Linked DNA regions of Homo sapiens: regions 1, 2 and 4 are each linked to region 3. A link is a loop called in an ENCODE intact Hi-C map of the cell type or tissue named here. Cell type or tissue: PC-3. All regions are shown on one strand. Region 1 overlaps LOC107985675 (a long non-coding RNA gene). Region 2 overlaps LOC107985675 (a long non-coding RNA gene). Region 3 overlaps LOC107985675 (a long non-coding RNA gene). Region 4 overlaps LOC107985675 (a long non-coding RNA gene).

The links. A loop is a pair of places that touch in the nucleus more often than their neighbours do. Peaks named below come from ENCODE experiments on the same cell type or tissue, not always from the same donor. Only the 100,000 strongest peaks of a DNase experiment are listed, where the experiment ranks them.
Region 1: it touches region 3 in a loop (10-fold over the local background); 3 of 110 quality-filtered maps call a loop at or near these places.
Region 2: it touches region 3 in a loop (21-fold over the local background); 2 of 110 quality-filtered maps call a loop at or near these places.
Region 4: it touches region 3 in a loop (6-fold over the local background); 12 of 110 quality-filtered maps call a loop at or near these places.

The regions. Positions count from the first base shown.
Region 1 is chrX:8,176,784-8,184,783 of GRCh38, forward strand. The region is part of intron 1 of LOC107985675 (a long non-coding RNA gene); the gene reads left to right. It overlaps LOC107985676 (a long non-coding RNA gene), which reads left to right. Exons shown (of 3, transcript XR_001755791.3): 3 at 4,330-4,455. Among named protein-coding and RNA genes, the nearest start is that of VCX2, 9.5 kb to the left of the region's middle. In PC-3, a CTCF peak has its summit at 3,089; no DNase peak of the experiment used is centred here.
Region 2 is chrX:8,234,641-8,242,640 of GRCh38, forward strand. The region is part of intron 2 of LOC107985675 (a long non-coding RNA gene); the gene reads left to right. Among named protein-coding and RNA genes, the nearest start is that of VCX2, 67 kb to the left of the region's middle. In PC-3, a CTCF peak has its summit at 3,317; no DNase peak of the experiment used is centred here.
Region 3 is chrX:7,993,176-8,001,175 of GRCh38, forward strand. The region is part of intron 1 of LOC107985675 (a long non-coding RNA gene); the gene reads left to right. Among named protein-coding and RNA genes, the nearest start is that of PNPLA4, 70 kb to the left of the region's middle. In PC-3, a CTCF peak has its summit at 3,441 (motif pointing right); no DNase peak of the experiment used is centred here.
Region 4 is chrX:8,360,455-8,368,454 of GRCh38, forward strand. The region is part of intron 2 of LOC107985675 (a long non-coding RNA gene); the gene reads left to right. Among named protein-coding and RNA genes, the nearest start is that of VCX3B, 100 kb to the right of the region's middle. In PC-3, CTCF peaks have their summits at 4,467 (motif pointing right) and 4,668; no DNase peak of the experiment used is centred here.

The sequences.
Region 1 (8,000 bases), 180 kb after region 3:
ATGCATGTGTGTAAAATATATTTGCCAGTCTTCTCCTGGTAGGGTTCCTCATCTTAGAATGGGTTGAAGGATTTGGGGAGGTTTGTGTGCTCCCTCTGGGTTTATTTGGCAGCAGGTGGGACATGCCTGTGAGATGGCCCATAGAGCTTGGGCTATCCCCGTGCTGGTGAACAGTGACTTTATTAGATCTTGGATGGCCTTAGCCCCCAGATGAGTCGATTGGTGCACGCTATTTAGAAACTTCCTTTGTGAGGCTCCTGGGAGCAAGAGTTTGCCATTAGGACTTTTTAGCCAACCCTTTGAGGTATGGGAGAAATCTCTTTCTAGAGCTTTTTGGGCTTCCCCCTGTGTATAGTGTGGAGACAGGGAAGTTACGCTAGGAACGAAGACAGCTTGAAAGGGTGACCTGGCAGCCACTTTTACTTATTTGTCATCCCAGGTGTTCCTGATAGAGATTTCATCATTGCTTCTCTGATGGGCTTTGCAGTGAATGATAGTGACCTGTGGAGGAAGCATAACTGCCTCCAACAGGGCCATGATTTCAGGAACACGTTTAATTGAAGTATTTCAGGCCATTAAAAGTCCTCTTTCCTGCCAAATGGCTGCATGGGCATGCACTGCATGAAAGACATAGGCTGAGTCTGTGTAAATATTAAGCCTCATGCCTGCCCCTAATTGTAAGGCACAGGTAAGAGCAATGAGCTCAGCCTTTTGGGCTAAGGGGCAGAGGTCCAGATTCCGTGATTTCAGTTAGGTTAACAGTAGCATACCCTGACAGTTGGGTTCCACCTATCATAAAGCTACTGCCATCTGTGTACCGTGTGGCCTCTGAATCTATAAGGGGAGTATCCTGGAGGTCTGGTCTAACATTACAGGTTAGATCTATGGTTTCCAAGCAAGAATGTTTAAGTGGTCCCTCCACATTTGGGTTTGGTAACAGCATGCCAGGATTAAGGGTTGGCAGAGCCTAATACTCAATTCTGGTACCTGTAGAAAGAGTGTTGGAAATTTGCTTATATGGCTCTGTGAGATCCAGTGAAAGGCCTTTGAGTTTAGGACATTCATTACTTGATGTGGGGTGTAGACAGTTATTCCTTGGCCCAGAGTTAGCTCGGAGGCCTCCACAGCCAGGAGAGCCACACACACTAGCACTCAGAGGCATGGCAGCCATCCCCATGCCTTTTTTTTGACAAGTAACTAGCTGGCCACTGGGAGGGTCCCAGTGGCTGAGTGAGGACTCCAAGGGCTGTATCCCTTCTCTCAACTATGAACAAGTAAAGATGCTTTGTAAGATCTGGCAAGGCCAGGGCGCGGGCTCGTTTGAGGGTTTTTAGAACACTGTCCATTTCAAGGCTCCAATTTAAGAGCTCCCCCCCGATCCTTGCAGTGCCCCATAAAGAGGTTTTGCTATAAGTCCTAACCGGGTTGCCCAAATGTGACAGAAACCTACCATTCGAAGAAAGGACTACAACTGATGTTTAGTGGATGGAATGTCCACGTTTAGCATAAGATTTTTGCGGTGGTCTGAGAGATCCTTGGGCCCTGGGATGAATGTTAGTCTCAAGAATCAAACCTCCTGAGAGAAGATTTGAGCTTTGGAAGGAGACACTTTATAACCACAAGGAGCCAATGTCCAAAGAGTTGTAATAGTATTTAGGTCTGAGGCATTTTTGGTTGGATTGCAAATAAGCGGTTATCAACATATTGAAGGACTGCTTGAAGCTAGGAGTTTGAGACCAGCCTGGACAACCTAGTGAGACCCCTTCACTACAAAAAAAGTATTATAAGCTGCGGGTGGATGCACACACCTTTGGTCCCAGCTTCTTGGCAGGCTAAGGCAGGAATGTCGCTTGGGCCCAGGAAGTAGAAGCTGCAGTGAGCTATGACCATGCTACTGCACTCCAGCCTGGATGGCAGAGTGAGACCTTGTGTCAAAACAAACAAACAAACAAAAACCTTCAAGCCCTGTGCTAGCCACTTTACGGATATATAAATGTATATGCATAGGGTAGATAATCTTCACAACAAAGGGAGTAGGTAGGAATTTTTTTTATTTCAAATAAAGAATAATCTCATTTCACATAAAGATACTTGAATTTCAGGAGCTGAAAGAACTTGCTGAAAGTTACAAATTAATTATGTGACAAGGTTGGAATCTGAACTTATCTTTCACCACTACTACTGTATAGCTTCCCAGGTTTATAATAGTAATTAAATCGAGGAGGGAAATAAGTAAAATTGGCCAATGAAAGGGAAGCAGCACAGGTATAAATAAACTTACCCGTCATAAAGACCTCCTTCTTATCATGCAATGTCCTGCTTAATATGTAGACATAAATAAGATCCATGTCCATTATTAGCTCAACAAGTAAAATGATTCATTTTATTTTCCTTTGAGGGTTTTTTCAAAAGGAAAAAAAGTGGGCTAGCACAGAATGTGTTCTAATCATGAGTATAGAATCGGAGATTCTTTGTTTTAGTTTTTTTGAGACGGCATCTCGCTCTGTCGCCCAGGCTGGAGTGCAGTGGCGCGATCTCGGCTCACTGCAAGCTCTGCCTCCCAGGTTCACACCATTCTCCTGCCTCAGCTGCCTGAGTACCTGGGACTACAGGCGCCCGCCACCACGCCCGGCTAATATTTTTGTATTTTTAGTAGAGACAGGGTTTCACCATGTTAGCCAGGATGGTCTCAATCTCCTGACCTCGTGGTCCGCCCGCCTCGGCCTCCCAAAGTGCTGGGATTACAGGCATGAGCCATTGCACCCGGCCAGAATAGGAGATTCTTTGTAAATGAGTATATGTGTTTAAGAAATATATTCATATGGTTATGTTGAGGCAGATGCCACATATCCACACAAACCACATTAGCATCTGCAGTTTTCCAATTTCAGAAATAATTTTCATGCCTACATGTAAAAATGCAAAAGCATTCATGAACACATTACCTATTTTAGTAATACATATTTTAATACATAAATGATTTAGTTTATCAATAAATTAATTTATGAGTGTGATAAAGAACAGAGGACACAAGAATTTATGCAGCATTGAAAGTCTTTGGCCACTGGGTGTCATGATTTTCCCCTGTAATGATTAACTCTTCAGCAATAAAAGATCCTGAATTTTTGGGGAGGAACACTTCAGTGTTACACGGATTAGCATTGTCAATAGAAAGTTTTATTAAAATATGCCACAGTTTTTTCTCAGATTATTATGTCATATTTAAACCACATTATTAGTGTAGCTTTTTACCTGAAACTGACCAAGAAATATTAGATGTTCAGATATTTAAATAACAAAGGAATACACAATTCTGTCGGTCATCTTCAAGTTTTATTGTATCCAGGTTAAATCTGAAGAATTTGTACAGTGTATTGATGTGTGTGCCTGCGTACATTTTTGGAAGAACTCTTGGTTATACAGAATTTCCATTGTAGAGAAGTTAGCCCTAGATATAATTATTGTGTCTTAGTGTCCAACTGCTTTTACCCATGCCTTGTGTGTGCATATATGATGGCAGATGTATTCTAAAACTGCACCACTAATCAGAACCAGATACCTATGTTTTTTCTCTATGAATATGCTCCACTCTGCCAAGTTCGATGGAAGTGAGTGGTTGTGGCAATTCAAAACAGTTGTGCCTGTTCTACAACACAAATGCTGCTGAACTTGGAGAAAAGACCTGTGCAGACAGAATGAGAAGACTTAGTTGCTCTAAGAACATCATTGGAAACTTTCTTTTATTTTCTTTTCTTTATATTTATTTTGAAGACTAGTTATTGCCTAAGTTGTAAAGGTGAATCTGATAAAGTGGCTGACTAGTTTAGAGGTCAATATTTAAGCCATGTGATTGAATCTGTAGAGGGCAAGAGTTGGAAAGATGAAAATGGGTTCATGGGACAGTTATATTTTATTTTTGTTGTTTTTGAAACTGAATCTGGAAAATATCCAAGTTATGTTTCAATATATAACACTACATCTTTAAATGACAATTTTGGCATATATTGTTATGGCCATTTAATAAATTGCTTTTTATTAAACTGGTGCAAAAATAATTGTGGTTTTTGCCATTACTTTCAGACCTCAATTACTTTTGCACCAACCTCTTACTAGTCATAAGAACATCCTTGCTTTTAACATAAAGGGATTGGTGAAGTTACCATGATTCTCACTTAAGAATTACTGAGAAAAATGCAGCAGCAGGGGTTAGCAAAAACTATTAGTTAATTGAAGGCCTGTGTTTATTTGAATGAAAGGATTTTTCATTTAAATTATAAAAACAGAGGAAGTGCCCAGTTATATCAAATCCATGTTCAATTTTATTCACAGAGATGGTGACAAAAGAGTAAATGAACAATGTCAGAATCAAAAGATACTCTGCCTGGTAAGAACTTGCAATGGAATTTTTTAAAAATGAGATTAAAACAAATAAAAATATGTTTAAAACTCATTAAATATTTTTTAAGTACTTGCTGTTTTAATGAAACTGAACAACAAAGACCCTGTCCTTAGTGAGCCTGCAAGCTAGTGGGGGACTCCAGTAATAATCAAACTATCACAAAAATATGCCTTTAAAACACATCACATTCTGTGAGACGACCTGCTAGGTGTTGGGGTTCAGAAAAGGTTTCTCTGCTGGATTGATGTTTGGCAATCAGGCCAATGGGAATGGGGCTTGGGGCGAGGATGACGTCAGTTGTCCAGGTAGCACTCTTGAGTGGAAGGTGCATGGATGGTTGAGGGACTGAGAGAATGTTACTGCAGTTAGAACTTAAAGGATGAGGGTGGGGTTCTGGGCATTGCAGGATAGAGACATAACACATGATGCATCAGGAGAGAAAAGGAAGGAAGGGCTATCTTGCACGATTTTTTAAAGATACACTGAGAACCTTGGCCATTCCTTGAGAGCTCACACTGGAGAGCATAAGAGCAGTTAGAAGACTGTCACAGTTACCCAGAGTAGAGACGATGATAGCTTGCGTAACGGTGGTGTTGGTGAAGATGGAGAAAAACAGATAAAATGAGAGATGTGTGTGTGTGTATATATATATAATATGTATATATATAATATGTATATATAATATGTATATATATAATATGTATATATAATATGTATATATAATATGTATATATAATATGTATATATAATATGTATATATATAATATGTATATATAATATGTATATATATAATATGTATATATAATATGTATATATATAATATGTATATATAATATGTATATATATAATATATATAATATGTATATATATAATATGTGTATATATATAATATGTATATATAATATGTGTATATATATAATATGTATATATAATATGTGTATATATATAATATGTATATATATAATATGTGTATATATATATGTATTCTAATACTCAAGTTGGTTCTGTTTCTCTGGAGAACACTGACTAATACAGATGACAATTGAGTTATTGATGTCATGGGTATAATTAAATTGCTTAGGTAGAGTATACAGTGAGAAGACAGGAGGTCAAGGAAGGACCTTTGAGAAATTCCAGCACATAAAAGCTCATATAGCAAAGGTTTAGTATTGGGTTTACTTAGCACTCCTACTCCTCTCCCTTCATTGTAGAACATTACTCCTGCACACACATATCTGCTTGGAAATGGACTTACACGTGTAGTTTTCTTGTCGTCTTCTATTTTCTTCCTGGACTCCACCATTCTGGTAACGTTTGATGGGTTCAGCTGTCCAATATGATCCAAATAGACAATATGATTTTCTTCCTGGAAAGAACAAAATATACAACCTGATACTGAGGACCTCTCAAGTCATTGAAAGGTCTTCTGAATTATTTGAGTTCAGCAAGGGCATTTCATTGAACCTTGAATTGAAATAATTATCTCTCTAATAGGAACAAACTCAGGCTAAATATAGACTATGTACAAACCTAGAATACATGTGGAATCATCAGTTATTGAAAGATAAGGCTGGGTGTGGTGGCTCATGCCTGTAATCCCAGTACTTTGGGAGGCCAAGGTGGGTGGATAACCTGAAGTCAAGAGTTCGAGACCAGCCTGACCAACTTAGTGAAACCCCATCTCTACTAAAAGTATAAAATCAGCCGGGTATGGTTGCACATGCCTATCATCCCAGCTACTTGGGAGGTTGAGGCAGGAGAATCACTTGAACCCAGGAGACAGAGGTTGCAGTGAGCCGAGATCACGCCATTGCACTCCAGCCTGGGCAACAGGAGTGAAATTCCGCAACCCCCTCCCCCCTGACAAAAAAAGAAAAGTCATTACTTTAATGACTGTGGCAGAGTTCACATCTCATTTACCCTCACCAGCAGGGTGGGTGGGTATGAAGGCCAACACCAATTTATAAATATATTATTTTTACTTATCCAATTTCCTGGTTGTGTATTTTTCTCCCAAAATAATTATAGCCTTACTATGCAATTTGTCACATAAAGTTTGTTTTCAAGAAATGTCTTTAGGTAAAATCTTGTATCCATGTGCTAAAAACTATTGTCCCTGCCTAGTGGCCTTTAAAAATTTATTATGTATATTTGAGGTTTACAGAAGAATGTTATGGGATATGTGTATCTCACTCGTGGTCTTGCAAGCAAATATACCAATTATTTTCTTCTTTTGGAATTCTAAGTGTCCAGCCACAATGAAGTCATCCACTGAGGAGTGAAAGACTTTCACTCCACTGAGTTATTGTAAATGTGTTTGGGGCTTCCAACTGAGAAGTAACCTCATCAGATGGTTTCTACAGACTCCTATTCTATATTTCATTGCTACACAATGAATCAAAAGTAAAGATCCCAAGAATGTCTCTCCTTTCTTAGGTCATAACACCACAGGGGCAATTGCACTATTTCAAAAGGCAGACCATTCTAGTGTCTGTTCTCAGGGTTTGTTTCTGTTGAAGCAGAGCTAAGGCATTTTACACCCAGAAATAAATTCTAATGACAAATTAATTCATGTATTTCTTTACAACAGTGTCTCCGTGAATTGAAATAAAAACCCATTGGCACAGTAGGAAGGATGATCTTTATCAGGGAGGGTCACACTAGTGACTGACTATTACTTCTGCTGCATATCCCTTTGAAAACCAGAAGTGCAAAGTTGTTTAGATTACACCTAAATCGATTCTGCAGAGGGTATGTGTAGAGAAATGAGGATCATCTGTGTGACAGGCCGTTTATCACTATACATATACATTTATAAAATGCATGTTTTAGAACTGTCAGCTTTCCTTTTATATCATCATCGTCAAGTATTTTAAAGAATGAAATAAAATTTATTGAAATGCACTTGACAATGATCAAGGCACAGCTTAAAGCCTGGAGAGCTGTAGTTTGCAGTGAGCCTGGAATTTTGAAGTGCTGTACTAAGCAGCCATGCCAATTGACGTGTTTTAGTCCTGTGAGGTTTACCTGTTGTCTTTCCCAAATTTCCCAGAATTTTATCCTGGAAGGCTCTGGCTGATCCTGAATTCATATTTGGGTGTACCTTGAGTCTTTGTTCTGGAACCCAGCTGGGAAGGGCTCAGTCTGCCTAGCCCAGGCAAGGCCTGGAAGCAGACCTCAGGGAGGGCCAAACTACCCCTGGATGGCCAGGAGAACCTGGGCTGTATGGGGCCATGCTGTGAGGGTGTACTGCTTTACTGGGAGAGAGCAGACCAGGACAGACCTTCAGAGTCCAGGCATTCAACCACGTAGAAGGGAATTAGAGAAAAAAAAATAGGGAGACAGTGAAGCATACAGAGCAGACAGCTTCAGTGAAGAACTGTGATGAGAATTACAAGGATTTGCTGAGGAGAGTAAAACAGTAAAAAAAAATAACAAGGAAACAGTGCAAGAGAAAGTGAGGGAGAAGCAGACAGAGAGAGAAGATGCAGCTATGCACACATGCAAAGGCAGAGAAAGAAAAAGATACGCTTGTGTATGTGTGTGTAAGGAGAGAGAGAAATAGAGACAGAGACAAAAAGAAGGGGTTTATGTCAGCCAT
Region 2 (8,000 bases), 240 kb after region 3:
CCTGTCCTTTGAAACTTTGAAGCCACACATTGACTTCTCTGTAGCTGCAAAAGTCCTAGGTGCATCTTCTTCCAATAGAAGGCTGTTTCTCCTACACTGAAAATCTTTTGTTTAGTGTAGCCACCTTCATGAGTGATTTTAGCTAGGTCTTCTGGCTAATGTGCTGCAGCTTCTCATCAGCACCTGCTGCTGCACTTTGCACGTTTATGTTGTAGAGACAGCTTCTTTTTTTAAACCTCATGAACCCACATATTCTAGCTTCAAACTTTTCTTCTGCAGTTTCCTCACCTCTCTCAGCCTTCATGGAATTGGAGAAAATTAGAACTTTGCCCTGGACTAGGCTTGGTTTAAGGGAATGTTGTATGGGTTTGATCTTCTATCCTTACCTCTTGAACTATTTTCATTTCAGCAATAAGGCTGTTTCACTTTCTTATCATTCATGTGTTCACTGGAGTCACACTTTTAAATTCCTTCAATAACTTTTTATTTGCATTAACAACTTGGATAACTGTGTTTCTCAAGAGGCCTAGCTTTTGGCCTATCTTGGCTTTCAATGTGCCTTAGTCACTAAGCTTAATCATGTCTAGCTTTTTTTTTAAAGTGAGAAACATGAGACTCTTCTTTTTCACTTGAACACTCAGAGGCCATTACAGGGTTATTAACTGGCCTGGCTTCAACATTGTTGTGTCTCAGGGAATAGGGAAGACTGAGGAGAAAGAGAGATAGGGTAACAGCTGGTAGGTGGATCAGTCAGAACACACACAACATTTATTGATTAAGTTTGCCATCATATATGAACATGGTTCATGGTGCCCCAAAACAATTATAATAGTAACATAAAAGATCATTTATCACAGATCACCATAGTAGATAGAATAATAATGAAAAAGTTTGAAATATTGCAGGAATTACCTAAATATGACACAGAGACACAAAGTGAGCCCATGCTGTTGGAAAAATGGTACCTATAGACTTGCTGGATGCAGGGTTGCCACAATCCTTCAATATAGATAAAAGGCAGTGTCTGTGAAGCACAGTAAAGCAAAGCATAATAAGGTGAGGTACACTTATACACGGTGATGATTAAAGTACATTAACATGCAGAAAAAGAGGGCAAGAAGCAAGTTATCAATTGAACAAAACAATAGATGTATAAAACACATCATTACAGAAACCTGGCAACTTGGTGGTACTAGTCCTTGTTTATGGACACACCCTTCATAATCAGCTCTATGTATGCATCCACACATTCATTTATTCAGCCATTCATTAATTCATGCATATATTTTTATTAGTTTTCCATTCCTGCTATAACAAATAACCATATACTTAGTGGCTTAAATCAACACAAATGTATTATCTTATTGTTCTACTGTTCTGAAGTTTGGAATGAATCTCACTGGGCTAAATGCAGTTGTCAAAGCTGCATTCCTTCTGAAGGTTCTAAAGGAAAGTCTCTTTCCGTCCCTTTTTCAGCTTCTAGATGACAACTGCATTCCTTTGTTCCTGGCCCCTTCCTCTACCTTCAAAATGCACCACTGCAAACTAAGCTTCCTTCCTTATGTCACTTTTTCCCCCTAAACCTCCTCTCTCTCTCATAGGGACCCATGGGATGATAGTTCCACCTCAAAATCCTTGACTTAAGACACCTTCAAAGTCCCTTTTGCCATGTAAGCTAATATAGTCACAATGTTGGGGGGATTCGAACAAGGACATATTTAGAGGGGGATTGTTTTGTCTATTGCAGTATTCTAAAGGTACTTATTAAGCTTTACTGATTAACTTTTGAACTCAAAATAATATATGTTTACATTTGAAAAATTTTTTGATTGTCCACTAAGGTGAATTTTAGCACCCTTATGATTTTGCCAGATCTTATCTCACCTTCAACCTCTTCACCATATATATATTTATATTGAATGTGTTCATTACATTAACATATTTAATAGAATTATAGTATTATATATTTTATATATATAATTATATTGTATACATTATATGCTTATATATTATAATTAATATATAATATAAAATATTAATTATATATATTAATTACATGTGATTATGATATAATATAATATATAATATTATACATGATATATATTGTAATATATATTGCTTCATAGATAGTATAACAATATTTGTCATATTTTATATATGATATATATTGTGTATATTATATATGTCATATATTATATACATTATATGATTATATAATATACAGTATATAATTTGTATATTATATATTATAGAACAATATAATATACAATATATAATCATATATAACATGATAAATATATATTATATGATATATAATTATGTTACATTATAGTATATATTATGCATTTCATTATATATAATTATGATATATAACATAATATATCAGATGTAATATAATGTATGATAAATATTATATGCTTCCTTCCTCACATCACTTTTTCCCTTTGATCTTTTCTCCCTTGAATATATGATAAATATTATCTATCATATTTCATAATTATATATAATGAATATATATGTAAATATTATATATAATCTGTCACACATATAAATAATATAATCCATATTAATATAATATATAATAATCCTATATAATATATTCATGATATCAATTATTATATAATCATACCATAGCTATGCATTACAATAATTATATATAAACATATGTAATCATATATGTTATGTATTTTATTATATAACATATAGTCAGTTTTAATATATAATATACAATTGTGTAATAGATAATATACAATATATAATATATGATTGTAACAGATAATATATCTATTATCTATTATATAGATATGTATTATATAATTATGTATCATATATATTGCATTGTTTATGAAACTTAAATTTGTTTCTGGAAATATCATTAAATCTTTTTCTATGACTTGATTCTGAAATGTGGAAAAGCAGAAGGAAAAGAGCACCGTTCCTCAGAGCATGGCCTGACTTAGCTGGGACCCCGGCCCCTTGCCCTGCTGAGTGCCTCCCACCATCATGTATTTCATTCATCCTAAAAATGTCGTATTTACTGATGTGAAAAAAACAATTAGAACATTTTATTGACTCTAAAGTTGTGGGTTTTTTCTTCTGATTTTAAATAAATCCACGCATTTTCACGGGCCCCTGAGCGTCCTGCAGGCTTCAAACACTGTGCCGACCATCAGCTCTGCCATTCATACCACCATAGCTACAGAGACCTACAAAGCTTCATGCTTCAGAGTACATCCTCCATGGTTCTAATGCAGCATGCCCAGAAAGAGAGCCTTATCAGAGTTAAAGTCCCCCTGGTGGCTTTCTAGTCTCCTTCAGTTATCATGCCACTGTTTAGGTCACTTCGTATTTCCCAAATGTTGGATTAAAGGTATCCTTTATTTTGGGACAACAAAACTTGTCCGCTTACCAGTTTTCTCTAGATTGTTGTATGGCTTTTAGGGAGAAAAGCCCTCTGTTTTTGTCTCTTTGTTTTATTTTGTTTTCTTTGCAGGCATGAACAAGGCAGGTAGAGAAGCTAAACTGGAAATCTAATAATCACCCAGCTCCTTTCACCCACCCACTGTCCTTCTTTCTCTCGTGGTGTTAGTCTGAGTGATGACTGGATAATGGACACACATCCTGGAAGGTGGTTTGCATTGTTCAGTTTCTTACATTAATATCCCTTCCAGAAACTTATTAAAATCTGTTGTTGAGAGTTGACCTTCTACATTTCCTTACCATGACAGTTCCTTTCTATTTATTTAATTTTTTAAATGGGCATCTGGAAGGGAGGAAAGGTTTATTTTTTTAATCTACAATATTAAACCAGACAATAAATAATTGTTTAAAGAATTAAAATAATTATTTAATTTGAATAATTGTAAATCATTTAACTTAAATGTGTTGTGATTCCATCAGCATATTTGCATATATGTAACAGAGTTTGGTGATTCAAATCTAAGATGCAGAGAACACAATTTGCACAATAACCCCATATTTCACTGAATTTTGTTTATTCTTCTGTAAAATGAAGAGATTGGATAAATGATTAGTAATGTTTCTTCTATTATAGTATTTGGTATCCTCCCACTCTACTATATTATAATACAAGGAAACAGTTTAAACATTCAATAAAATACATGTCATTTTTATAATTTTATTCACAAATAATAAAGTATAATTAGCCCATTCCTATGAAATTTTTCCATTTTTACATACCATTTTTACTAGTTACTTATATTATGACTTTATTTTGTTGAAAATAAGTTTAAAAATAAAAGATATAAAATGCTTCTGAAAGGACAGAGTAAATATTTTTATAGACATTAAGAAAAATATTTTGATTTTATGAATGTGAAACCACATCTCAAACAACTACTTTTTCAAGTTTTATTTTATTTATTTATTTATTTATTTATTTATTTATTTATTTATTTATTATTTTCTTTTTGAGACGGGTCTCGCTCTGTTGCCCAGGCTGAAGTACAGTGACACAATCTCGGCTCACTGCAACCTGCACCTCCCGGGTTCAAGCGATTCTCCTGCCTCGACCTCTCAAGTAGCTGGGATTACAGGCACGTGCCACCACGCCCGACTAGTTTTTGTATTTTTAGTGGAGATGGGGTTTCACCACCTTGGCCAGACTGATCTCGAACTCCTGACCTCAGGTGATCCGCCTGCCTCGGCCTCCCAAAGTGCTGGGATTACTGGTGTGAGCCACCAATGCCTGGCCTCAACAGTTTTATTTTAAATGCCAATTGTTTTTACTGTCTTCTGTAATTATCTACACGGAAGGTTAGATCCTGCCTAATAAATTCAAGACCATGGAATTATATAATATCTCTTTTTAAGCAGAAGCAAAGAAAGCCCTTTCCAAACAAAGATTCTTACAGTTTGGAGTTTGAATTCACTCTATGTTCATCAACTTTGTTTCACATCTGACCCCTACTGTTTGCCTAAACTGGATTGGAAATTAAAGAGCAAAGGATGCCTGTGGCAATGAACAACACATTTTTGGAAGTTTGAGAATAACAGCAGAGAAAATGTCAGCCAGTCATTTTGACTTAGAGGTCATTAAATTAGTCTTAGGATTGCTAAAAGAAATAGGCTTAATATGTAAAATAAGAAGAAAGACTTAATTATGAAATATGTGCAACATAAAAATAAGATACAGTTAACCCTTGAACAACATGAGAATTAGAGGTACCAACTCTCCACATAGTCAAAAATCTGCATGTAACTTTTGACTCCCCAAAGAATTAACTACTAATAGCCTGTTGTTAACTTGAAGCCTTATGAATACCATAGTCAATGTTTTGTATGTTATATGTATTATATACTTATTTTTTCAATAAAATAAGGTAGAGAAAAAATATCATTAAGAAAATTATAAGGAAGAGAACATGTATTTACTATTCATTCAGTGGAAGTGGATCATCAGAAAGGTCTTCATCCTCATCATCTTCCTGTTGAGGCTGAGGAGGAGGAGGAAGAGCAGGGCTTGGTCTTGCTGTCTCAGGGGTAGCAGAGGCAGAAGAAAATCCATGTATGAGTGGACCTGTGAAGTTCAAACTTGTGTTGTTCAAGGGTGGACTGTATTTTATATTTTGTGTCTTCCCACTAACAGGAAGTATCCATATTTAGTATTTGATATTTCTATACCACATGGGTCCAATCTTCCTTTATTCTTTTCTCCTTTCTTCTAAAAATGAGCAAATGAACAAACAACAACCATAACAACAACAACTCAGATCATCTTGTGCGTTTTTTTGTTATCTAGCATGTTTTTACTTAAATGTACATGGTTTATGTATTTTGAGGAACATATGTATCATTAGCTATTCTTTACTGCTTGAACAAATTCATCATTTTTGGAAATCCACAAAGCATAAAACATTGAAACAAGTGCTTTAAGGAATACAATGATGAATATAAATCAGATGTAATCTTGTAGAAGCTCATAAGGGCTACAAAAGATGTGTTTTACTAGCTCAATCAGGAGACACAGACTTCCAAGGGCCATATCCTTGCACCATTGAAATTTAAAGTAGAAAAAGACACTCATACCGTGCAAGAGGGCCTCAGATGGTCGGTAACATCTAACTAAGCTGTGAAGATTGACTCACATCTTGGCATGTATACCAGAAACATACCCGTGCAGAGGCACAGGTGAGAACATGCTGTAAAAAGGGCAAATGCAATCAGTTTGACGGAAAAAACAGTGTGTGATGTCAAGAGAAGGGAAGTAACGCTAGAGGGAGAGACTGGAGAAAGCCTTAGAGAACTTGAATTCCAACAGGAAGGTTTTTACTTCATGAAGTAGATACTGGTGAGTCATTTGTAGCTTTTGGTTAGCAGAATAACATGGTCTCAGCTGTGTTTTTGGGGGATGAATCTAGCCGTACAGTGGAAGAAAGAGCTCAAAGAATATGTGGAAGGGTGGGGAGGTTGGAGATCAGGAGAAGGAGATGAGGACTCTTAAACAGAAGTTCAAATGAAAGTCACTAGGCTGAAAATAGGAGAGGGGTGGATTTCAAAAGTATTTAGCGGGCAGAAGCAGTTTGACTTGCTACCCTGAGAGAAAGTATAGTGAATCAGTCCCTAAATGGACATTTATAGCCCCAAATAATCTCAAAATAGCAGATCCTAAGTTGTCGTAGAAGGCATCAGTATTACTTTTCTATTTCTGTGTAACAAATTAGCATACACGTGAAGACTTAAAACACTTCTGTAGGACAGAAATCCAGTAAGACATTGCTGAATTCTCTGCTTAAGGTCTCATGTGGCCAAAGTCAGGATGACAGACAACCAGGCTCTTTTCAGGACTCTGGAGAAGAATCTGTGGTTGGAAGATTTTAGTTTCTTGCAATTGTAGGGTGGAGGTCTTTGTTTTATTGCTGTTTGACCAGGGGCCAGTCTCAGATCTCTCATTTGTCCTTGCTTACCACCTCTCTATCTCCAAAGCCATCAAGGATGCATGGACTCCTTCTCCTGCTTCTAATATTTCTGACTTCCCCTTCTCTTATCAGCCAGAGAAAACATCGTGTTTTTAAAGGTCTCGTGCAACAGGTTTAGACCCACTAGGATAATCTTCCTTTTTACTAACTCAAAATCAAATGAATGGTAACCTTATTTACATCTTCAGATTAACCCTTTTGCCCTGGAAAGTGTATTAGTCAGGGTTCTTTAGAGGGGCAGAACTAATAGGATAGATGTATATATAAAGGGGAATTTATTAAGGAGTATTGACTCACAGATCACAAGGTGAGGCCCCTCAGTAGGCCGTCTGCAAGCTGAGGATCAAGGAAGCCAGTCCGGGTCCCAAAGCTGAAGAACTTGGAGTCTGATGTTCAAGGGCAGGAAGCATCCCACACAGGAGAAAGATGTAGGCCAGAAGACTAAACCAGTCTAGTATTTCCACGTTCTTCTGCCTGCTTTTATTCTGGCCGTGCTGGCAGCTGATTAGTTGGTGCCCACCCAGATTGAGGGTGGATCTGCCTTTCCCAGTCCACCGACTCAAATGTTAATCTCCTTTCGCAACATCCTCACAGACACACCCAGGAACAATACTTTGCATCCTTCAGTCCAATCAAGTTGACACTCAATATTCACCATCACAGGAGGAAATAAGTACGGTGTGAAATCTTATATTCATATTTCCGAACATCAGGGCAAGGAATTGTGGGGTTGGACTTTCCAGATTCTGCTTATCACAGCATCTCTTAAGGAATTACTCTAATTCAGGAGTAACCTAACATTTCTGACACTTCCTCCTTCACATCATCTACTCAGTTGGTAGTTGGTTGCCTTTTACATTTTAATTCAAGAAACAAAGGCAAAGAAAATGCACAGGTGAGGAGATAAATAAAAGGGATGCGGTGACGGCAAATCAGTGTCTTAAAATAATTCTGTCTTTGAAAAATGTGGGATAAGCACATATGCTGTGAGGTGGTGCAGAGTGGAGATTGTTTGGGGCTTGGAAGATATTCAAATATGAAGGAATCTGTCAGCACTCAAGT
Region 3 (8,000 bases):
TACTGATAAGTACCAGGTGAACAACATGTTTATTAATCCCACTTAAAAAAAAATGTATCCAGCTTTGGCCAGAGGTTTTCCAGTTTGTCTTCCCATCTGATGCTCAAAAACACTGTGTAAGATATCATTATAAAAATAATTATAGTCACACTACAACTGGCAATGGTACACAGAATTGCCTTGCAGAAGGTCATGCAGTTAGTAAATTGTAGAACAAGATTATCACCAAGCCTTCTGACTCCAAATTCGGTGTCTGTTATATATCACCCTGGCTACCAAATTCCAGGACCCATGGAATCTCCCAGAACCTATGGATAGACATTAGGGAGGCTGTAAACACTCGGAAACTATATGTGCACATCCATAATTACATCTTTCTCAGGGAACACACCTTGATATTTCAAATTTCTTAAAAGGTTTTATGACGTTTACAGACCATCAGAGATAAAAAGCATAGGAAATGAAAACTATAAAACTTAAAAGAGGCAGCTTTCCATCTTTTCTGTTAGAATACATGCTTATCACTCCCACAGAATGTACCCTCAGAAAAAATCTCTGTTTTACACTAGTGGCATATTGATTTCTTTATTGATGGCAATAGGGGTAGTGATAATGAAAGGTGATAGAGTTTCTTTAGTTATATGCAAATATAATATATAAGTTGTGTTGCATTTCCAGTAGCCAAATATTAGATAATGATTTGTCCTGATAAAAATCACTAATAAGATTCATTTGTCTCTCTCCAAACACCAGCTTCTCAATATGAAAAGGCATCTCTGAACTACTGTTATTGACTTAGAAATATTGTTCACTGGGGATGGCGTCATCATACTGCAACCAGTAAGAATGGCGTCACTCCTAGAGGAACTGTTCATACAGAGGAATCCTGCACAAAGCACACCCCTGGTATTGGGCAGTGCACAATTGCACAACTTCACACAGTGACCCTGACTCTGTGAGCAAAAATGGAAAACAATATCAGGGCAGGAATCTGAGAGCAGGCGAGCTCAGGAATAAGAAGCTAAACACTGGCTACGTATCAGATAAAGACTGGACAATACACAAGTGTCAAAGGACAAGATAAATGAATGACTGACTAGACAGTTGTCAGGCTGCCTGTGAAGGTAGGATGCTCTCCTTCAGTGTGTGGTCTATACATTCAAAGATTGAATATGGCACCACGTCTCCAGTGAGAAGATTACATGGGTCATGAAGCGAAGAGATAAAAGTAGAAAGGTCCCCACTCACCATTGTTCCCAGTGACCCACTGAGGGACCTTGTGCTTCCTGTCCTTGCAACTCTTAGTTCTGCAGAATTAGAGGTACTACTAGTCCCCCAAAGGCAGCATATATTTGCCAGGGGATAGGAAAGAACCCTGTTAATTTTATAAGCAACAGAGGCTGCTTGGGCACTTCAGGCTCATTGTTTCCAATACGCAAGTAGAAGTGTTGCCATCTTGACCTTCATTATTAGAAGAGATCATGATGCTGTTACACAATGGAGCAGGGAGGAAGAAGGGTGTCACCTCAGGATTTACTGTGACCAAAATGAACAGGGACAACGACCCTGGATTTCAAAGAACATAGTGCCTGAGCTCAGTGACCCCCAGGAGTGAGGACTTCTGTTGCTTCAAGTCACGACCAGCAGAAATGGTAGCCAAGGGTATGGGATCTAGAAGCATTTTGAGAGGAGACAGGAGATGAATGTCTGTTGTGATCCTGAGATGAGATGTTGCACTGGGGCTTCAGGTTTTTCTCTTAACCTGTTTGTACTGAGCTTTCCCCTAGAAGGAGAAGCCTGCTGGGATCCTGAAGAGAAGTGTTCCCCAAACAGAGATGGGTGCCTCGGATGGAGTGTGGCGGACTCATGACATGCCACCCAGATCATCCTTCAAGGATGGTCTAGGCCGGACGCTGTGGCTTACGCCTGTAATCCCAGCACTTTGGGAGGCCCAGGCAGGTGGATCACGAGGTTAGGAGTTTGAGACTAGCCTGACCAACATGGTGAAACCCCGTCTCTTCTAAAAATACAAAAATTAACCAGGCGTGGTGGTGCATGCCTGTAATCCCAGCTACATAGGAGGCTGAGGCAGGAGAATCGCTTGAACCTGGGAGGCAGAGGTTGCAGTTAGCCGAGATCGCACCACTGCACTCCAGCCTGGGTGACAGAGCAAGACTCCGTCACAAAAAAAGATGGTCTTGCTGGCCAGCCGCAGGTATATGGTTAGGCGGCAGATCCTTTCGGGTTCCTTTGGCTGCAGAGAGACACGTGTTTCCCTGGGTGACCCACTTCCAAAGAAGGCATCATGTAGGGATGTAAAGCCCAGTCATTTGAATCCAGCATAGGACAACACTAACAGACATTTGCTCCCTAGCTCCTGTGGTTCAAGGCTGCATTGCAGCTCATCTTTTCCCTGTACCTCATCCTATTTCCATCTCCTCCTTTTCACATGTGTTGATCCATAATAAATACCTTCCTCCAGGATCCATTTCAGTATCTGCAAGAATAAATACCTTGAGTGATTTTCAAAGTTTATATTGTCAATTTTTTAAAAGGCATACACTGTATAATTTTATTTATATGTGGTATCTCGAGTGGGCAAACTCCTAGAAACAGAAAGTGGCACCCTAGGGGGCTACTAGGGTGTGGGGCAGGGGAAATTTGGAATTGTTTAACGGGTACACAGTTTCATTTTTGCAAGATGAAAAAGTTGTAGAAATTGGATTTACAACAATATGAATATGCTAAATACTGAACTGTATACTTTTTTTTTTTGAGACAGAGTCTCGCTAATTTTTTGTATTTTTGGTAGAGGCGGGGTTTCACAGTGTTGGCCAGGATGGTCTCAATTTCCTGACCTTGTGATCTGCCCGCCTCCACCTCCCAAAGGCTGGGATTACAGGCGTGAGCCACCACATCTGGCCTGAACTGTATACTTAAAGATGGTTAAGAGGGTAAAAATGGTATGTTCATTTGTGATAAGATTAAATCAATTTAACAATAAAATAGAAACAAATGAATCAATAAATCGGTCTACATATTCATTGTAGAGTTCCTGAAATAGAAATTATTTATTATTCTTATGAGACCCAAAACCAGGTAAAATGGATTATATATACATATAAGTGTTATATATACATATCATTGTAAGTTTTGTATATACATATAATTGTAAGTTTTGCACTAATGTCACAGTTTCCTTGGAGGAATTTTTAATAATGTGGTTTAGTATTTTCTTAAGAAGAAACTAAAGATTTATTTTTGCACATTACGTGTCACCTGAATAAGTGTTGCAAATGTAATATGATTTCAACATGAAATAGCCTAACAGACTTCTCACCTGCCTATTACCTTAAAAAATAACCAAACTGAACACAAGAAAATTAGATTGCTGAAAACCTTCACTCTGAAGTGAAGAACCTGAGTTGTTCCTGCAGGTGGCACTGTCCGACAATAAAAAAGACCAATCTATGAACTGCCCTGTTAAAAATTCAATACTAGCCTTCTTGACCTAATGTTTAAACATACATTTTCTATAGTATAAAAATGAACTTTTTTGTTTGTGGTAATATCTATTAACAACTGTTCTTGTCCTTTATTCAAATATGGATATTTAACTTTTACTATTGAACATTAGATTGTTATTTTTAGTATTTTTTAAAGGTATTCAGTTAGTGAAATAATATCTTAGATTTCTGGAGTTTATATATTTATCATTATTATTAATTTTCACCAAACCAAAAAATCCTGAATCATCCTGAATGCAGCTAAATTCTTCCTTTCTAGGTAAAGACCCTTGAGTGATACCTGACCACACATACTTGGTCACCCTGTGGGTGTGTCAGAAGCACCCCAGTCCTTCTCTTTGGACAGGCACTGGGGCTTTTCTTGAGTTAGATAAGAGGAAATTCCTTGGCAAATGGTTCACTTTGTAGCACCTCACAGGATTTAGGAGCTTAACTCTATGCCTGATACCTTGGCCCCTGTCCTCTTGGAAGAACCAAGGTGGAAATATTGTTGCCAAATAGACTATTCACTTCAAACAGAAAAATAATGCTTGTTACTTTCTGTCTCCTCTGTTGACATTCGTATTCAAAAATGACTTTTCCTGTTCAATTAAAGTAGGGAGAATGAGTTCTTAAGAGTTGAGAGATTCCATAAACTCAGGGAAAGCCTTCATTTTATTGACTCTTTTCAATTGTTTCTCAATGTCTTAATTCACTGGATCCATGCAAGGGTGTGTAATGTGCACTTTCAACAAAAAGCAGCCTGAGAAGCAGGCATCTAATGGCCTGGTGCTAGTGCTCTGTTGCCTTTTTACAACTGTGTCAACACAAGGCTTCCTCTATGCCCTCCAGCCTTCATTCTGAGCACCCAAGCCTTTGTGCTGGGTGGCTTCTTCTTTCCTGACTCCAGCCTTCATTCTGAGCACCCAAGCCTTTGTGCTGGGTAGCTTGTTCTTTCCTCACTCAACATACATCACAAAAATACTTCATGTGTCGAGGCCACTTTTAAAGTGTTTAACTTACCCTCCCAATCCTCTTCTGCAATTTATTTCAAGATACAGACTCGATGAATTTAATGTATAGCATGCCTCCTGAACCTCATTTAAAACTCAGTCTTTTAAGGGTACTTGTGACTTGGTTTGACTCTTCTGAGCATTAGAATCTTGCCCCCCATTATTGAGAAGGTTCATCTTTTCAGGTACCTCTCTCTATAATAATTTAAAGAGCATTCTATAAAATCTAGCTTTACAAATACAACAAAATGTTGAGGATAATGAAGCCCACACTCTATAATAAAACTCAATAGCTTGCCAAATGAATATTCAGACACTTGTATCAATATTTTCTAGATATGCAACAGATTCTATAAGGTATACAACAACTTGAAATAAGACTCCAGGTTCCACTTACTGTTGAGATGGAGACAAATCCTGCCAAGCAACAAAAGTTTGTGCTTGCACTGCTTCCTGTTTGGTTGTGAATTAATATTGGTTGGGAGCAAACATTGGAGCACCTATTTGCACTGCATGAAGACCTCGTAGGGAAACACCTTTAAAATTCCTCTAGAAATACTAGCTCTACTTTAATCAATTTATGCTTTTTCAATTTGCATTCAGTGCCCTCTGGCTTATAAAGGCAAATACTCAACAGCCACGCCTGTCATTTTCTAAATCATTTCCATGTAGAGGCTTTGGAAGGGATCAACCCACCCTCATTTATAACATGCAAGAAGGAAGTGTACCTCATATACCTTCTTGACTATATCTTTATGGACCCACAAAAAGGCCTTCATTGACCCAGAAATGGAAAAAAAAAATCAAACTAATAGCCATATGTGAGTGCTTCATTTCAGACTCTAATAATGTGAACTTCTAGAACCATGTAGCATGAAGTGGGAAGTGGGGCATGGGTTAAGGATTAGAAAGGAAATAGAGTCTCAGAAATAAAGCACTGTTATAGTCTGAATGTTTATGTCTTCTAAAATTTCTGTGTTGAAATCCTTATTCCCAGTATGATGGTTTCAAGAGGTGAGGCCTTTGAGGGTTGATTAGGTATAAGGGTGGGGCCCTCATGAATGGGATTAGTGCCCTCATATAAGAGATCCCAGAGAGTTCCCTTGCCCCTTCCACCATGTGAGGACACAGCAAGAAGGTGCTGTCAATGAACCAGGAAGTAGGTACTCACCAAACACTGAATCTGCCAAGTCTCGATCTTGGACTTCCAGCCTCCAGAACTGTGAGCAATAAATGTCTTTTGTTTACAAGCCACCCAGGCTACAGTATTTTCTTATAGCAGACCTACTGACTAAAATAGGACCTTCCATAATTTTTTTTTTCCAGGACAGCAGATGGAAAAAAAAAAGCCTATCAAAGAAATCCAAAAGATTAGAGATTATGTAATAGTCTGTGAAGACACTTCTGAAAGCATGGTCTGCATATGGCTGAGGTGCAGTGAGCTAAGTTTTTAACATGACTCTGACTGCCCTCTCTAGATTGCATTGACCCTGGGCCACCTGGAACCAGGGGACTTCTTCCGCTACCCTCTAGCAGGGAGCTGCATGCAAACTCAGCTGCCCATGACAGGAGGGCCTGTAACAACCCCTTGGGTTCCAGAGTCTCTAGGTGCCCAGCAGCTATAAATGGCTGCTGACCAGTTCCAGGTGACCAGACAGCCAAGAAGTTTGTGTGTCATTTCACTGATAAGGTTGCCCACATGCTTGTCCTATACACAAAGGAGAGCAATCAGGTGGCCGGGTGTCCAGCCTAGACCCTCATGGTGTGTCCAGCCATGCTGTCCTCTGCACACCTCTCTGAAGGATGAGGATGGACAGAAACAGTGGTTTCTCTTCTCTCATTGACCTTGGCTTTTGAATGTACCCCAGTCTCCAATGAAAGCTATCCCTTCACCCATGCTGTGTCATTGTTGGATTTCTTGTAAATGCTGATGCAGCAGAGAGACTGACCATGCAGTCACTCATCCTGCCCCAGTTACCTAAGTTAGAAGCAACCAGAGCTCTTCTAAAAGCACAAATTTCTAATGCTCAGGCACAACCTATTGAATCAGGATGAGCCTGAATTTTTAAACAGGTTCTCAGGTGAGTTCTACCACAAAATGACTTTGAAAACTAGTGATCCAAGACATTGTTTCTCAAACCATTAGATGACCTTTGAAAGGCTTGTGAAACAGATTGCTGGGGCCCAGACTCAGAGTTTCTGATTCCGTTGATCTGGGGTGGAGTTCTGTAATTTGCATTTTATCCAAGCTTTGGGGTGATGCTTTTACTGCTGATCCTGGGAACTAAATTTAGATAACCACTAGCCTAAGTCTTAGACTCTAAGAGAAAAACAGTGCTAATGTAGTCACAGTAACCTTTGAGGAAGCTAAGAATTTTTTCTGGTGTCTACATTCCTAACATAAGAGAAGAAAAAAATGAAAATACATATTCTGAAGCAACATACTTCTGGCTTCCTTACCAATATATCTGGAAAATGGGGGAAAAGAGACAAAGATAGAATGGCACAGTAAACATTTTTTTGGGAGAATGTGACAATATGATACCATGATCACTACAACTGAAAGTTTTGTACATGTGGCATAAACCAAGAACAAAGCAGTATTTAGTAGATTTCCAAATATTTCATACATCGGGAATGTGTAAGTGCTATAAAACTGCAATATAAAGGCACAAGTTATTTAACAGAGTACACTACATTTCCCCTCTTCAATAAAGATCTAAATACAAATGTAAATGTCAGAGTTATGTAATCCATGTACATAATTCCTTTTCCATTTATTCACTCATATTTAATGAACCTTGAGATGCATAACTTTTAAAAACATGGATAATGATACAAAAATTAGCCAGGCATGGTGGCAGACACCTGTAAACCCAGCTACTCAGGAAGCTGAGGCAGGATAATCTCTTGAACCTGGGAGGCAGAGGTTGCAGTGAGCCGAGATTGTACCATTGCACTCCCAGCCTGGGTGACAGAGCAAGACTCCATCTCCAAAAAAAAAAAAAAAAACCACAAACAAGCCACACCTGGATAATGACATAGGAAGAGTTATTTAATAGCCACTTACCATGTCTGTTCCTACTTGTATTTAAGTTCAGTGACATTCAGTGGTAAGATATTTGCTCAGTAAATGAACAAATGATTAACAGTGTACATTATGTAGTTTACAAAAATTGAAGGAATAAGGGGGAAGAAAAGGAGTACCCATCTCTCTTTTCTTCAAATGGTTTTATTGTGATAGAGTGTGTATGCCACTTAATTCACTCATTTAAATTGCACAATTCTGTAGTTTTTGGTATTGTGTTAGTCTGTTTTCACACTGCTATAAAGAAATATCCAAGACTGGGTAATTTATAAAGGAAAGAGGTTTAATTGACTCACAGTTCTGCATGACTGGGAAGCCCTTAGGAAACTTACAATTATGGCAGAAGATGAAGGGGAACTGAGTACCTTCTTCACATGGCAGCAGGAGAGAAAA
Region 4 (8,000 bases), 370 kb after region 3:
GCCAACTTGAATTTCTACAGACAGCAGTAGCACCTTGAATTAATGGAATAATTGAAAATGGACACACTACTATGTGACAAGAAAATAATTTTAAATGGAATGTATAATGTATATTCGTCCACGAAAGCATTACTCAGACTTTTGTATTAAATTTGAAATGCTTACTATAACCTTAAAACGGTTTCTGTTTTTAAGACAGAATACAAATTCGTTTTTTTTCCTGATGTTTGAGTTAAATAATCTTTTTAGGGAGTATTAAATGAATATTATTAGATTTGATAGATCTAACAAAATTATTTGAGTAAAATTTTCAGTCCTGTACAAGGGCAAATCAAGTAAAATAATTCCGTCCTCAAAATAGTTTGTACTACAAGTTTTACTATAATTGAACCATTTAAAAAAAATATGTACTCATATGGGCAAGAACAAAGAAGGGACATTTTAAAAAAATTAAAGAAGGAAGATGCTAAGGTTGAAACATTTGGGGTGTTATTTTTTCCTGAGAAGGCTTATGTGGATGTATAACAGCATTTGTGCACATTCTAAAATAAATTGTGTTTCTAAAATGAATGACGCACAACATCTTTTAGCAGCCTGCACAGAGCATTTGAGACTGAAAAGGAAGGTGTTTACACAGACATAGGGAGGAGAAAGACTGTTTTCCTCCACTGTCTTACCATATCACGTGAATCCTTACCCAGAACTTTCTCCAGAAACAGAGTAAATTCATCCAAAGATGTCTGCAGCAAGGAATAGCACACCAACATCAACCGTGTGGGAGAATTGAGGGTCTTCTAATCCAAAGGAAATAGGAGGTCTTACTCGTATACAAGTGATTGTTATTTGAGCTTTAAATTGGTAGCTGAAATGTTCTTCATCTCTTAAATATATTCTAAGTTCCCAAATTCTTCTTCCTAAAGCAACTTTTGTCTAAAAGAGATTTAAAAAAATCATCTTTCTATTTCAGCAACAGGACTAGATTCTCATACTGCTAGTAACTCAACCAAAACTTTCCCAAGCAGAGCCAAAATAGCTCCCATAAAATTTCTAAAGATAAGAATCAGCCCCAGATGGTCCAGACTGAAATGTTAAATATGATGCTAATACTATGGTCAAATGAAATGACATATTTGCATTTTTCTGAATCTATCTAAAATTAGTCTTTTAAAGAGGTCCATCTGCTTCAAAATATCTTTTCCACGGTCCGTCTTGTACATGATGTTTCCACCCCAAGTCAAGCAACTGGGTAAAGAAGTTGTATCTTTAGAAGGCCTGTGTTAAATAACAAATATATATGTGGAGTAGATGTCACAGTAACCAAAAAGGGCCCAGCACTACATCCACATGAAGTGTTTACTGGATGGGCAAGAGGCACTGAGAGAGCAGCGTTTGCATAGTCTATTTAGGTAGACTTGGAAAGAAAAGAAAAGGGAAAGACCTCTCCACTTTTCATGAGTCCTGATTTTCTGGTGCTAAAATAACAGGTAAGTTATATGTCTGCTTCCTTCTCAGTCTACTCTGGGTTTGTTCTTAATCGATAATGAGCATCCCTCTGTTTTTCTAAAGCCTAGTCAGGCCAGCAGGGTATTTGTCTTTTACTTGAGTCATAAGCTTTGCACCCTGTGTATCTGAGTTTCCAGGTATCTTCTCATATCATCTTCTTTGCATCAGGACAATCTTTCTACAAGTCTTTCTCAAATCTCAGTTTTTCTTACTCTATGTCTGAATTTTAGCCCTCTGAACAAAGATTCCATGCTCACATTCCAAGGTTGCTAATCTAATTGCCCAAGACATAGACAAAACCCTCCCTATTCTTCTTCAGCTTAGAAATGGAAGGATGACTATGGATCCAAGTCTCTTTATTTTCTCCCTTCTCTTGGCGAATTTCAAAGAATAAGATGTTTTGCTGGCTGCAGAGGCAGAGGAGAGAGTGGAAATAAAATGAGTCTACTGTGCTCCAAGAGGTGACCTCTGGACATGAGTTCTGACCCAGGACAGACCTGGTGACTTCAGCAACATCCTTCTTTCCCAGGCACAATGCACAGCAGATGGCCTTCTAAATGAAGTGCCATGCTAGTAATTCTCCTCTCACCTTGGTTCATAATAGGGAAATGGATTTTTGACCCATTAACATCTTACCCCCATTCATTTTGTGCTCTTTATTCACAAAATCAGCATCCCATGTCTGCAGTGATTAAAAGACCAAACAGAAGTACTTCACATGGTTACGGGCAGCCTAGCCAGCCTTAATAAGCTACTCCTGCAAAATGGAAATGAAGAAATCTATTATGGGAATTAGAAACACATCACATTCAATTTTGTGTGGCAAAACAGAGGTTTAATATTGATAAATATAAGAATCCAATAATATATAGCAGGTGTGATGCATGGTCTATCTGTCCCTGTCCTCTTTATCTGCATATCAGGTCACACTGCTGCAAAATTTAGACTGCACACACCAGAACATGTGCATCTGATTGGATTTGGGTTTGTTGCAGGATGGAATTGGACCAAACAGTCACTCCTGTGGGTCAGTTTTTATTAATTACAGCGAACCTCCCTTCTCCTAGTCTAACATGGCCCTTTGCAGTTGTCAGTCAATGTAAAGCCTTTCTTCTGCCTGTAAATAGGATATGTTGGAAAGATTAAGCTCACACCTAAGTGAAAAAGGATGGATAAAAGGCAGGAGACTGGCCTTTTACTGTTGTCACTCCACGTGCCAACCCTTTTACTTCAGGAACACTCTCAAAACGAGTTACAGATTTAGATTTCTCCTATTTTCAGTGTGTACTATTAAGCTAGGGAGAAAAGATCCAGAATAGGAAAGATGACTTAATGGAAATTAATATGTTGAGTCCGGAGATTTGTACCATATAAATATCTAACTATTAAAAAGAGGTAACAGCAAAAAAAAAAAAAAAAAAAAAAAAAGAACAGAAATAAAATTAGAATTTAGTCACATTGCAAGCAAATAAATGTAGAGTCATCATGACTTCTAAAACTATTATAATTATCCAAGTCTAGCTGACACAAAATTCTGAACACTAACTAAATGATTTTTCTCGATGCTACCAACTCCTCTCTTCTTTGGGTTAAGAGCAACACAACATGGTCAATTCAAACACAGTGGCGTCTCATAAAAAGTTTTTTTTTTTTTCAAAAGGCTCAGCATCACTAATCATCAGAGAAGTGCAAATTAAAACTACAATGAAATACCATCTTACACCAGTCAGAATGGCTATTATTAAAAAGTAAAGAAACAGCAGATGTTGGTGTGGGTGCAGAGAAAAGGGAACACTTATACACTAGTGGTGGGAATGTAAATTAATACAACCTGTATGGAAAATAGTATGGAGATTTCTCAAAGAGCTAACAATAAAACTACCATTTGACCCAGCAATCCCACTACTGGGTATCTACCCAAAATAAATCATTATATAAAAAGACATCTGCACTCATATGTTTATTGCAGCACTATTCACAATAGCAAAGTCACAGAATCAACCTACCTGCCCTTTAACAGATGATTGGATAAAGAAAATGTAGTACACAGACACCATGGAATACTGCTCAGCCATAAAAATGAATGGAATTATATATTTTGCAGCAACAGGGATGGAATTGGAGGCCATTTTCCCAAGTGAAATGACTCAAAAAAGTCAAATGCTGCACGTTCTCACAAGTGGGAGCTAAATAATGGTGCACACGGACATACAAAATGAAATAATAGACGTTGGAGACTCCAAAGGGAGGGTAGGAAAAGGGTTAAAGGATGAAATTCTACCTATTTGGTACAATGTACACTATTTGGATGATGGTTACAGTAAAAGCCCAGACTTTACCACCACACAATATATCAATGTAACAAAATTGCACTTGTACCCTCAAATCTGCAAAACTAAAAATAAATATTTAAAAATAAAAACTTTTACATAGTGAATTCGTCCAGTAGCTTTATCAAGATGTAATTTATATACCATCAAATTTACCCCTTTGAAGAGTACATTTCAATGTTTTTTCAGTGTATGTACAGAGTTGTGCAACCTTCACCGTAATCTACTTTTGAAGTGTTTTCATCACGCCAAAAAGAAACCCTGCACCCTTTATTACTCACACCATATTCTTTCCCCTCCAGCCCCTGGCAAACACTCGTCTCCTCTCTGCCTTCATGCATTTGCTTATTCTGGACATTTTGCATAAATCGGATCCTACAGGATGTGGTTTTATGTGACCGGCTTCTTTTGCTCAGGATCATGCTTTGGTTTCATCCATGTTGTAGGAGGTGCCAATACTTTTTTCCTTTTTTATAAATTGCTGGATAGAATTTTTCTGTTATCAATGTGTTGATAACACATTGATATCAGCTCCCCATGCACCCCTTAATATATTTTCAGATAAACAAGGGGATCCATTGAAGCTCTGCTCCTTTAACGTGAGCACCACGTTAAGCTTCCCCAGCAGAGGGTGCTGGAGAGATAGTGCAAAAGAAAGGCTGCAATTTTCGGCTCAGGGGGCGAGATCGGAAGTGCGGTTATGACATCTGGTGGCACCTCTTCCAGCCATAGGCCCAGGTTGCAGCCTTTCAGCAACTCTGACACCTAAGCCTGGCAATATTATTTCCCCAGCTTTCTCAGCTGAGAAACCAGAGTTCCCTTCCGAGTCTGACACATCAAGCTGTTGTCCTTCTTCAAACTTCCCACATGGCTGTGTCCCTTTGAACCTTCTGTCCACTCCAATGCACAGACTCCCTAACACAGTGGTTGCCGATCACCTGCCCTCTCACCTGCACTCTAGAATGTGGCCCACAGTCTGCCCAGCAACTCAAGACCAACTCTGGCCTGGCCAAATCTCCAAACATCTCCACTCTTTTTTTTTGTTTGTTTGAGACGGAGTCTCGCTCTGTCGCCCAGGCTGGAGTGCAGTGGCGCAGTCTCCACTCCACCTCCCGGGTTCATCCCATTCTCCTGCCTCAGCCTCCCGAGTAGCTGGGACTACAGGCGTCCGCCACCATGCCCTGCTAATTTTTTGTATTTTTCAGTAGAGGTGGGGTTTCACTGTGTTAGCCAGGATGGTCTCGCTCTCCTGACCTCGTGATCCGCCCGCCTCGGCCTCCCAAAGTGCTGGGATTACAGGCGTGAGCCACCACGCCCGGCGAGTCTATGCATGCATGTCTTATAGTTACTCTTTTATAACTCTTCATAATTCTTCACATTAAACTCTCCCTATTTAATCCCACTGCATGGTTTGTCTTTTGCCTGGACTCAAACTTCCACAGTATTTCATTGTATAGGTATACCACATATTGTTCATCCATGCGTCAACTGATGGTCATTTGGGTTGTTTCCATTTGTTTGGCTCTTAGCAATAATGCTGCTATGAACATTTATGTGCAAGTCATATGTTTTATTTCTCCAGGGTAGCTACGTAGGAGTTGAATTGCTGGAGCACTTGGTACATTTGTCTTTAACTTTGTAAGAAACTGCCAAACTATTTTCCAAAGTGGCTGCACCATTTGTCCTTCCCATTAGCAATGTGTGAAGGTTCCAATTTGTCTACATCCACATCAACACTTATTATGTTCTATCTTTTATGATTATAGCCATTCTAGTATATTTTATACTACAAATTCAAGTTATTGAAGCCAAAAATGAAGGTTGAGTTAAAAAAAAAAAAATCAGAATTGTGTCCAGTACTCAAGAAGAAATAGGAAAGTGATGTCTATTATTTTGTTCTTGTTCTTATCAAAAGTTAAGGGACCAGTTCTTTCTGGGCTGCAATCATGGTAACATGTTCTTTCTTGGATGCTGTGACAGCAGGGTAAATGAAAGGAAACTCACAGTTTTTGGAACAAAAGCCATAGAACATTTCATTTCAAGAAAAAGTTAATACAAACTTCAGTAAAATAATGTGAAGAAAATGTTAAGCCAAAAAGACAATTTGATTTTGGAACTTTTTATGTGTAGGTAATTTTCTCTTTATTTTTTTTCTGGTAGAAACTTTAAAACTAACTCAACAGTTGGTCCAAAAACAACATTTAACCATTATTTTCTAGGCTACACATTTGGGCCCAGTACAACTCCAAGAAATGGAGAAATGCTCTGTTTCCGTTTGGAATTCAGGGAATCTTTCTGGCTGTGGTACAGATTTCCTGTGTTTTGCTCCAGGATGGTTGAAATTTGGGCAGCTCAATCAGGTTCAAATTATGTTAGAATAGCATTTGCATTCTAGTTACAAAGCAAGGCTTTGAATTCCCACCCACACTTTCTTGGCTTGAATCACCATCCTCATCAGTCTAAAGAAAGTGAAATCTTTTAAACAAGACAGGATGAAAGAAAAGTTGGGCTGAAAAAGAAAAACTTAGAAACTTTCGTGATTAAGTTAGCTCTTCCTAAAGTGTTCAGATCACAAGCCACCTCCTAGCACCTCATTTGAGATTCCACTGAGTAAAGTACATACCTTCAAGGTGATTAGAATGAGTTAGCAAACATCACGGATTAAAAAAAAAACACTTTGGAAGCTGTTTGTTAAATCTTGCAGAATTTTTAGCTGGTTTAAGTATCAGACACCAAGTCCAGATATGAAGACATATGAGGTTTTGTGGTGGTGGAAACTACTCAATCCACTGATATCTCCGGTTCCATGAAGAGCCACGTTAGTCTGTGATATTAAAGTATGATGTCAATTCTTTGAGCCTTTTGGGCTTCAATATGTATATTTAACAATACAGGGGCTTCAGCATAGGGTACACTACTTTATGAATGTATGGGACTTTGGTTTTATGACACATAAAAAAGACAGTGCATATATAACTGGTTAGTCCAGTATATGTACATTTTAAATAATTATGATTCTAACAGTATGGTCTCCGATGTTTGAATATATTGTTTAAGCAAAAATAGTCCTTGGAAAGGTTGCAACGTGATAGAGGAAGAGACACAGGAACCCTATTTTGGAGACAAATTTCCATTCAGGGAAGAACTTTTATAGATACTCACTGAAGAGTATCTAAAAGCATCATGCTTGCACCTATTTATCTGGTTTTTTTTCCCCAGATCTCCATTGCCAAATGATGTCATCAACCCATCTTTGTATAAACAGAAAATGAAAGAGACCTATAATTTCTATATTTTGTCTTTTGATTCCAACAGCATTATTATTTTAGGAGAGAGGTCTAGATCAACAGCTCTAAAATGACACCAACAGAACAGCAGTGAAGAAGGCATTCTCGGAGGCTGCACATTTCTGGAAGACAGCATGAAGATATGCCTCAAGTGCAAACAAATATTTGGTTTGGACTTAGCAATTCTATTTCAGAGAATTTGGCCCTACACAATAAAAAAAAAAAGCCAAGATTTAAATGCAGATATTACCTACATAAAAATTTGTAACTAAAAAAAGTAAGCCAAGCAAAATATCTAACATCATAGAACTCATTAACTAAATTATAGAAATGACTTTATTGTGTATAGAAAAATTATTCAATTCTACAAAATTTAAAGTACTTGGGGGAAAAGGCATTGAAATGACATACCCAAAGTTCACCTCAAATGTAACCAGTCTAGAGGACATGATTGCAGACTTTTGATATATGGATACCAGGATATGCAGATAGACAGAGATTCAGATAGAAATGTTTTAAGGACCATGTGTTTAAAGTAAGAACCAGTAAATGTATTTTTCTTAAATTTTGCTTTAGAAAAAAAACCAGAAGTGATACCAAAGGGATTGCTGATCTTCAAATATTTGAGGCTGGGGTGTCTAGGAATACAGTAGGACATGAATCCTTAAAAAGTGAGATAGGGTCAACTGCATAAGTAATGTGTTGCAAATTCACTTTACATATATAGCATTTTAACTATGCTATTTGGTAAAAACCAAGAGTAGCTGATAAAATGCAGTCTGTTCCTGGATTAAAATAGAAACTCTGTTGTCTTTCTATCTGCACTTCTGACACTTTTGATGTTCTCATTTGTTATGCTCTCAAGCCATCTCAACCTAAC